Regions from separate parts of the Mus musculus genome. Here region 1 is linked to region 2. The links are chromatin loops, found by intact Hi-C in ENCODE. Cell type or tissue: left cerebral cortex. All regions are shown on one strand. Region 1 overlaps Lrig1 (leucine-rich repeats and immunoglobulin-like domains 1). Region 2 overlaps Lrig1 (leucine-rich repeats and immunoglobulin-like domains 1).

Region 1 (5,000 bases), 51 kb before region 2:
CTGTAGCTGGAACCTGAATTAAAACTCACTGGAGAGATGGATGACAGCAGTCTGAGTCATCCTAATGTCACCAGCTCAATGCTTTCCCACTCCCTCAGAAGGGTTCCAATCAGATGTCACTGACCAGTGTGTTCTAAAAGCCACATCTGCCTTTAATCCCCAGGGACACATGCTGGGATCCCCAGTACTGGCTGGGATTTCTAAAGGCTTGGACTTCCTTCCATACCTGCAGGAAGGGAATCTGTCCTGATATCTGGGCAGGGAAGCGTGTTGTCTATCAGCCATGAGACCATTAGAATTTCCATCTACATACAGACATCCTACAGGGAAAAGCCACAGATGTTTTCATTCCTGGTCAAGGCCACCACCGTGGCCCTCAGATGCTCTTTCAGCTTTCTCTTCCCCAAGATTGTTTTCCTTGTTTCTGACCCTAGCGACCGTAGTCTACCTATGAGGTACATCTGCTACCTCACACGCCCTAGCACATCCACCATGTTTCCCTGCATCCCCCTCCACTAGACTTTAGCAGACTACCAGGCTGTGAAGCCCCCATCCCTGGCACAACCGAAGGGCGAAGGGTGCAGCAAGACCAGCCTGGCCTCTCCTGACTTAGAGTAAAGGAGTCTAAGGCCAGTGTCTTACGTGGTCAAGGTCATGGCCCGTGCCTGTAGGAGAGAAAACTCTACAGAACAATGAGGAGCAACTGCTCTCCTAGCCTTCGGGCAGTTGTCTCTGAACGACCAAGTCAGACAAAGCCAGGCAGCACCCGTGTTATTGCACAGTGCCTTGCCCCTAACGGTCCACTAAGTGGATTATTCTTCCTGTTACCAGGATGGAGAAGGAGAAAAGGTAGGAGATGGCAGATACCAAAACAAGATGGGAAGAGGACCTTTTAAGGCCAGCAACATACTCCAGGTACTCTGACCAAGTAACCATAGGAATAGTCTCTCTCCTCTAAGGGCTCTATCCCAGCAAGGGTTTTCATGAAAGAGACCCCACACAAATGCTGGTTTGTGAGGGGAACACCAGGAGTCCAAACACCAACGGGCTCTGTCACCAACTCTTGTGGTCCCTCTTCCTACTGACCTCACCATCCAGGACCAGAAAAACTGATGTAACTAGGATGAGAAACAACAGGGTGACCTCAACAACAGGGTGACCTCATTCCACATTCCCAAGCAGAGCACAGACTCCTTCATATGGCCATCCTTCATGTCATGGCCATCCTTCATGTCATCCTTGGGTGTCAAGTTTACCAGGACATCGTCTATCCAATGTGGTACGCCAGAGGCAGGATACATGGGCTGTCAGTGTGTGTGGGGACCACTCTAAAAGTCCTAGACGGAGAAAGGGAGGACAGAGCTCTCACCAGAGTCTGACAGCAATCAAATTTTCACTCTTACTATTTTGCACAATTGCCACTGTGCTTTCCAATTTGGTAAATAAGCTTATTTAAAAAATAAAAATAAAAACCAGTTAAATGTGCATTAGATGCTGAGCTGTAGGACCTAATCTTTTTTAAAATTATTTTCTTAGATTTTATTTATTTTTATGTTGTAGAAGTGGTTTTGTTTTTGTTTTTCTGAATATATATCTGTGCACAAGTGTGCAGTGCCTACAAAGGACAGAAGAGGACACCAGAGCTCCTGGGCCTGGAGTCATGTAGGTGCTGGGAATTGAATATTAGTCCTCTGGAAGAACAACCAGGACTCTTAACCACTGAGCCATCACTCTGGCCCTCCTGAGTCCTAATCTTTAACTGGAAATACCTAGGTAAAGAGTATGTATGGGGCATAGCCTTCATTAATTAGCTATGTGTGCACTGTGCACAGATGAGAATTCCGGGTACTGCAGTCTGGAGTCTCCTATAGAACCCTGTACCCTAACATAGTCTCACAGCATGTGAGCCTACTCCAGGTGGTAGACCCTTTAAAAAGCCACTGTAGTTGGAACCTGGATTAAACCCACTGGAGCTTGTCCACAGATAGGCTGGCCTTCCCACTTTGCAGATGGAAATAACTTTGTACCAGAATGTAAATCCCACCCACAGTCTCAGAGATGTGGAAAAGCCTCAAGATGGAGGAGGGCAGTAGTCAGATCCCTGGGGAAGAGATCATCACTGGACAGAACCCAGAACCTCCCCTCAGAGAGAAGCATCCCCAGTGAGGGGCAACCACGTGATCAGAACAGCAGTAGGACCTGTCTTTACAGATGCCAAGGAAGCAAATGAAACTAGGAAACATTGTATATATACCCCTAGTGACCCACACACCTGCAAAGAACGTCCCACGCCCTTAGTGCACAAGCTATAAACACATTGTTGCTCTAGGGCATTAGACCTATTGTCCAAGGAGAAGCCTTCCACCCTCTGCTCCCAACCATACCAGTCAAGGCTCATCCAGGTCCACACTGAAGAGGCTACATCCTGGCTGGGAGTTATCCAGCTAACTAGGGTGCAAGCCCAGGTGTTCTCAGACTCCCAGCTATGATGTCCTGTGTGCAGAAGAAGCACAAGAAGATAACAAAAAGGAAACTGGTGGAGCCGGGATGTCTTAGAAATTTCTTCAGGGGCACCAACGGGCTGCCTGCCACTGAAACATTCCCCTAGATCCATAAGCCAGCTTTGAAACAGCCCTGCAGTTCCAGGCAGAGGAGGAAGCTGTTTCAGCATTTGGCTGCAGCCTCTGAGACAAAGTCCTCTCCCTCTGGGGAGTTATACCATGTTGTGCCTTTAAAAATAAAACCAGGCCTGTTTCCTGCCTCATCTGGAAGACTTTTGATCTACTGATTATAAGATTTAGATTCTCTCTTACCACACGATTTCCCAAGCCTTTCAGCATATGAATTAAGTACACTTGGAGATTCAAGGATGGGCTCATGAGCAGGCCCTTTCATGATGCCCTCCTTATCCACCCCATAGGTGACACAACTGCCACAGGACCAGAGCAACACCACGGTCAATGCCACTGTTCTGCACCCCTGAATACCAGACCCCAGTCCAGTCTGCTCTGCAGGCCCCACCAGAGCACGCGTGTGCTCTTTTTTTCTTGGAACTGCATGCTTTTAAAGCAAGCCATTGTGCACTTAAATGCCAAAGGTAAGCCTGCAAAACATATGGAGGGGAAAAAAAGAGAGAGAGAGAAAAAAAATCTTTTAGCTTAGCACTAGGCAAATTCTTAGACCTGACCCTAAAAGCATAATCCAGAAGGTGGTGGACTTGACCTCAGACTAGAGGAAAACATATTCAAACCACACATCCAACACAGGCCCAGTATCTAGAATATGTAAAGACCTGCAGAACTGAAATACCAAAAGTAAAGTAAAATACTAGTTTGAAAATAAGCAAGAAGTCTGACATTTCAGCAAAAAGATTCACAGATAGTTGGGCACTTGGGTCTTGGGTGCAAGAGCCAGCCTGGGCTGTATCAAAACCAGCAAAATATAAAAACAGCCCACAGGTAGCCAATAAGGCTGAAGATGATTGGTCACAGCAGTCTTTCTCAGAACAATCAAAGCCTGGAAGGACCACAGGTGTCCTTCAGTGGTGAAAGATTAGACCCAACCTGGTAGCAGAAAGGAACAAAGTATCAACACACAAACCCCACCAACCTCCAGGGAATCACACTCAACAGAAGGACCAATCCCAACAGACTGTGCTGTCCAGTCCGTTTCCTCTTCAGAACACGTTACAAGGAAGGCAGTGGGTGTGGCCATGCAGGAGGAGGGCCTTTAGTGGGGATGGATACGTTCTAGGACTTGACTATATGATATGAATGTCCTGGTTGTGAAATTTTACAAGATTGCACCACAGAGGAAATGGAGCTAAAGCTATTCAGAGAATTTCTATTTCTCACAGCCACTTGTCAATCAACAATTTACTTTAAGGTACCAAAGTAAAACGTGTAACAAGAACAAAATGCCAGGACAGTCACAGCTACCAGAAGGCCTGGTGGAGTAAGAGAGCTATACTCCACAGCTTCCAATGAAGGAACTAATATAACAGAAAGTCAAGAATGAGCATGCGCACACGCGCGCGCGCACACACACACACACACACACACACAGTCTCTGAACTCCAACAGGTTTACAAGAGATCATTCAGAAGGAATTCCTGCAAGTAAGATCAATTCCAGGCAGACAGACTATGTAATTCCAGGCCTCCTGATTTCAGGTAAAGGAAAGCAATAGTCTCAGAGCACAGCAACAAAGCAAGAGCCACCTCACCGCAACCTGAAGCTACAGGAGATGGTAGGAAGCAAGGAGATCCTATTCACCTTCACCCCAGAGCCACGTGGTCCAGAAGTGACTCCCCGGCAGCTCTCCCAGGGAAAGTACCTTTTTATCCCCCAAGGCTCTGTCCCAAGCAGCTGTGCAGAGGCTGCTGGCACTGGAGACAGGGCCCAGGGTGCCAGTGCTGCAGCCTCCCCACACTCAGCACCCAGTTAAGAAGCTGGGAAGAGAAACCACAAATTGGCACCTTTGCCTCAGCTGTTTGGGTTTGAAATACATCCAGGAAGTGAGGAGAGTACTCCGGAATCTGCCCTAGAGTCATGTCTTCAAGGGCAGGTCCCCATTGTGGGCAACTCTGCTGGCATTACCACAAAGGGGGCTGGGGCTCTGCAGAGGCTTGGCAGCAGGATCACGTCCCTGGATGTGCTCTTAGGAGTAGACAGCCATAAACGCCCCACCACCACCACCAGAAGCAGCAGCAGCTATGTGAGTGAGAGGATGGGGAGGACTAGCCTGAAGTGCAGAGGCAGGAAGCCTTTCCAAGGATTTGCAATCTTTAATGAGAATGATACCAAATGAGCTCACCTGAGGCTGACAGAATGCTTGCAAAGCAAACACTACCTGGACAGACCGCATCTTGCCCCACACCCCGAGGGGTCTCACACCTAATACAACTTGATATGTCAGCTCAGGATTTGGCATATCAAGTTGTATTAACCCTCCTAAGCTCCCAGACCACAGATTCCAGAACAAAGTGAGCAGCCAGCTTG
Region 2 (5,000 bases):
CTAGGAAACTCTTTCGTCCCTGGGAAATGCAACTCGGAGGAACTAATCATGAGAACGGATGCAAGACAGAGGTACTGCCACCTTAACCTTTAACTGGTGAACTCCACAGAGGAAGCCAGGGCACACATGCACAATGTAACTGTCCGCCCAGCCCTTATGAGATAGGATACTATCATCCCCTTGAAAAAAACGGGGACAAAGGGCTGGAGAGTGGAGATACCAGAAACAAACCTTAAGAAGAACTTTCAAGCTTTCCACCCTCACTCCGAGGTGACGGGTGGCACCCGGTGCCCCCACCCCGTGCGCCCTGCAAGGTGGATGGCACCAACATGTATAGCAGAGTAAAAATAAAGGAAGTTCTATTCATGCCATTCCCATCCATCACACTCATCAGACACCAGGGTATAAGGACCGGGTGCCCATTTAGAGAGGATACAAAGAACAAGGCAGGGGGAAATCAAAGAGTACAAGACCCAGGGAAAGGAAGAAACCACTTTTAGAACAACTTTTATTAGCAGATTTGCGGAACTGCGTTTTAGAAGTCTATGCAAAATATGTTTGGGTCAAAAGAACAGATGATAAAGGCCCGAGAGAGAGCTGAGCACTTGTGTACTTTCTGCTCTGTTGGAAGACCTGTATTCAGTTCCTAGCATCTAGACCAGGCAGCTCATAACTGCCTAGAACTCCAGCTCCAAGAATCCAACACCTTTGGCATCCAAGGACACCTGCATTCATGGGTATATATGCCACATACACACACTCAGGCGTACACATAATTTAAAATAATGGACATGAGTATTTTTAAACCTACAAAGGAAGCACTAGATTACACAAAACATAACAGCACACAAACATAAAGCAAAAAGCTCTTGGATGAGAAAAAGAATGCCCACCCAAGAGAGTGTGGACACAAACTGGCAGTTTGCAATTTAACTGGTGAAAAACTGAAATTTTCATTCATACATAAAATATGTGGACTAAGTCAATAAATGAATGTGACTTCCACTGTACAAAGTTTAACGTCTGGTCTTCAACAAGGTCTATAAGGAAATAGAACCAAAACTGCTACGTTACTAGGAACAGCAGCAGTCAAGGTTTCCGCACAGAGCAAGAAATAAAGTAATGAAGTCCACCCTTAATGGACCCCACTGGTTTGGTACAACCCCTAAACCTCCCACAGGCCAGACACCAATTGAGATTTCTGTGTATTTTTCTTCCTCTGCCTGGGACATTTCCCCTCCACCCCTTTCTCTCTCCTGTCTCAGACAAAGCTTTAACCTTTGAAAGAACATCCATTGTAATCAACTCTGGATAGCAACACAACCTGAAGTTCGGTTTGCTCCTGATAAAGACCCCCTGGGGATTGCTGAGGAGGGGGAAGGACCCCAGTGAGTAAATGTCACCAAGCTCATCAAAACTAGTTGAAAGTTAGGCTTACATAACCAGGAAACCTAGTCTTACAACTATAGGGAAAGAGGAATCCCCTTTAGGTTTTAAACAAATGTGGGGAAAGAGAAGGGAGAGAAGGAGGGAGAAGAGAAAGAGGAGGAGGAAGAGGGAGAAGAGGACAAGGAAGAGAAAGATGACAAAATCAACAAAACCACCACCATTCTTACTGCTTACAGCAACTTTCAATTCAAAGGATCCCTCTTCTAGATTTCCCTCTCACTTCTAAAAAGCCATGGGCTACTTCAAACGGCCACCATCTGGCCTTCCTATCTCACAGACCTCTCTTCCAGGCAGGTGCATATTTTAGAGCCAGGTGTCTCAGTAGCCTCTAGCAGGCTCTGGGGCATTTCTAGCTCTACTGACAAGGCTTTGCACCACAGAAACACTTCTGCAGAGAAGGGAAGAGACTCTTTCATGGCGAGCATAGGGCCTGACAGTGGAAAAGGTCAGCCAGAGGGCAACCCAACTGGTCAGGGAAGCAGCCCAGGGAACCCAGGAGAGATAATTAGCCAAAGAGGGAGGAGGCTAGAGAGCAGGCATATGGGGACATGGGACAGAAAGAAGCTCTTAACACAGCATACTGCACTGTCTGTCCCCAGCCTTCTCAAGATCTTGCCAAGAACTACTGCCTATAATCCACTCAGAAGTCCAAAGTTTGTGAAATCTAGTAACTATATGTAATTATAGAACGGGTTGAGCGTGTGGATTCTTAAAATAGTGCCCTGGAGGGGGACAATGTGGTGAGGATAGGGCTCAGTTAACAGAATGCCTGCCTAAGAGTAGGCAAAGCCTTGGGTTCCATCCCATTCTTACAGATCTCTTCAATATGGCCCCAGAGCAGAGAAAGCTTTGAAAGGTGCAAATCCCCTCAAGGCCTGTAGGGCTGGGGGTGGAGCTCCTCCGCAGGAAAGCACAGTTGTTTAGCACGTCCCAGGCAGTGAGTTCAGATCCCTAGCACCACAAAATAAATAAATCCGTCTCTACTTCAAACAGCCTCTGATCCCAAATCGACACAAGCTCAAGGTCTGCTGAACTCTTAAAGTGATATGAGACCAATGTAAAAGAAAGGGCGAGGAGGGACTGACTATCAACCAGCTGGGTACTTCATTTAAACGTACACATCTGCACATGTGCACGCGTACACACACAGCAGTTTGGATTCTAAAAGGATTTGGTCATCTGATTTGAATAATGATAGAAGGTCATTTCCAGAACCTTAACTCACAACACTTTGCACACCAAGCCCTTGAAGCACTGCTGGAGAATCTGACAGACAGGGGTTGTCCTTGTGTCCCAACTCTACAGTGAAAGCACAGAATGCATATTGTCTAATGTAGCCAAAACCAACACTTATGTGCTTAAACCATCGAAGCTAGATTTGAGGCAGCCAACCTGATACTGCAAATACGTATATGATACAAGAGAAGCCAAAACAATAAGTGCTCACTACTGGCACTCGAGATGGCCACACTTGGTGTCCTTTCCTAAAGGCCCTTGCTTTTGAATCCCTGTTCCCTTCCCCCACTGAACAAGGATCCAAGGACTGCCCTCCTAAGCCCGCCTCCCTCCCACTCCCAACCATCAGTTAACTCTCAGAATGTTAACACTAACACTATTTTGTAACTAAACCCTCTGTTCAAATTTAGACAGGTGAGAAACAGTCTAAAGTAAATCTGTAATGCTCTTTAAGGAGCTTCTGAAATCATGCTCTCAAAAATAGTTTGAAGGAAAGCAAACACCTAAGTTCTAAGAAGTTCAGCCTCTTGTAAGGTTCTGGGAGGTGTTTGGCGCTGTTTATGAGTGTTCTGGTCGGACCATGCCAATCTCTCCTATGCAACAGGACAGGCGACTCAGCTATGCTCCACACCACTCTACATAGCCATAGAGAGTAAGTTATCCCCAGCCTTGGAAAGGGTTCTGTTCTCCTCCATCAGCATCACCCTGCTTTTTCTACTCACACTAAACTTTTATTCACTATTAAAAACGTTTAGCTTCTCTACACTTGGCCTACGAGCAACTCCAAAGGTAGATGTACTGTTTACAAAAGGGGGAGGAGTCCCATAAAGCCATAGGTCTCCTGCTATCGCAAACCCACAGCCTGAAACTGTTTGAGCAGGCTGCAGTAAATCTACTTCATAGGCTTATAAACTAGCTCAAAGCATTTTCTAGACACAATGACCTTAAAAGGTGTAAATGCAGTGAAAATACAAGATACTTTATTGTATTACATACGGAGACTTTCTCCACTGCTATCCTGCCAAAAAGTAAAAGCAATGGTTTAAAAGGAAAGTGCTGGTATTGGAGATACGGTTCAGAAGTAGCTGAGCTTGCCCAGCCTCGCGTGCTGCAGCCCTTGGGTGCAACCCTCAATACCAGTGGGGGGAAATATGTTGAGAAACATGAAGGTTAGGAGACAATTCACACTTGATTTCACTTTAAGCAGAAATAAAATAAACTCGTGAGTATTCTTCAAAGGCCCGTGTGTGTGTGTGTGTGTGTGTGTGTGTGTGTGTGTGTGTGCGCGTGCGTGCGTGCGCGCACATGCCACATACTAACCCAGAAACCAAACTGCTTGAATATTAAAACTAATCCATTAAAACCATCTTCAGTAGAGGCCTATCTCCTGAAGCCCAGAACACTCAGTCTGGTATTTACTGATCACTAAATTGTGTGAGTAAGAGAGACTACAATTTTAAAGGTATTTATGCTGTGTGAATTGTCACTTGTAGGCAACTGAAAGCCTAAAAATGACCAGCAAGTTCTGCTCCAAGGAAGGGCAAGCCAAGGTAGGTCTTGTGACAAAAAGAAAGTACAAATAAGAGCACTCTGTCCTCTCCAGGAAGTGTGGCTTGGGAACGGAGAGCCTTCCTCAGAACACCCCTGACACATGGCTTTGCAAGTCTTCCAACAAGTGAACACTTGAGAACATTCTCTGACTCTACCCACATAGTTCTATTATTTAATAATAATAATAATATTCCATCTTAAGTATGCAAAAAAAACCCCAAAATGTCCCCAAACTGCCTCAGTTATTAATAGATAAAAATCTTAGCAGAGAGCAATAGTGTGTCTACCTCCCAGTAACTGACAGAGCCACTGTTCAGCCCCACTCTAAGACCAGGCATTTTCAGTAGTGAATTCCAGAGAGGAAGCAGATACTGAAGAAGAGAAAAATCCTCAAGGCAGCAACAGTAGCAGAAGGGTCTTTGCTGGCTTCAGAACTCCCACAGCAGATTGCCCAAGTGACCAATGTGAAGACCCAAGCCCCTCACTCTAAGAATACAGTCTTCTTGTTAGAAAAGAATCAACTTCTCTCCTTCAAGACGGTCAGATACCCAGCCCCTAGTTTTCTGCAATGAAGCCACAGGTGTGAGTTAAAGCCTGTGTCATCAATTTTCGCTTTTTAAAACAGCAAATGTCATGACTGAAGCTACTGCTGTACTACTTCTGTGTCCTAGGAAAGACATTCAAAAGCTCAAATGAGACGCAGACTACTCAAGCTAGGCCTTTCTCTGGAAGGTACTAATAGTTCTAGAGATGCTAATTACTGA

The links. A loop is a pair of places that touch in the nucleus more often than their neighbours do. Peaks named below come from ENCODE experiments on the same cell type or tissue, not always from the same donor. Only the 100,000 strongest peaks of a DNase experiment are listed, where the experiment ranks them.
Region 1: it touches region 2 in a loop (2.0-fold over the local background); 13 of 42 quality-filtered maps call a loop at or near these places.

What each region holds. Positions count from the first base shown.
Region 1 is chr6:94,642,174-94,647,173 of GRCm38, forward strand. The region is part of intron 3 of Lrig1 (leucine-rich repeats and immunoglobulin-like domains 1); the gene reads right to left. Among named protein-coding and RNA genes, the nearest start is that of Mir7041, 38 kb to the left of the region's middle. In left cerebral cortex, a CTCF peak has its summit at 1,631 (motif pointing right); DNase peaks (open chromatin) are centred at 129, 2,014, 2,646, 4,495 and 1 more place; H3K27ac peaks cover 1,678 bases.
Region 2 is chr6:94,693,362-94,698,361 of GRCm38, forward strand. All of the region lies in intron 1 of Lrig1 (leucine-rich repeats and immunoglobulin-like domains 1), which reads right to left. Among named protein-coding and RNA genes, the nearest start is that of Lrig1, 4.3 kb to the right of the region's middle. In left cerebral cortex, a CTCF peak has its summit at 2,333; no DNase peak of the experiment used is centred here; H3K4me3 peaks cover 531 bases.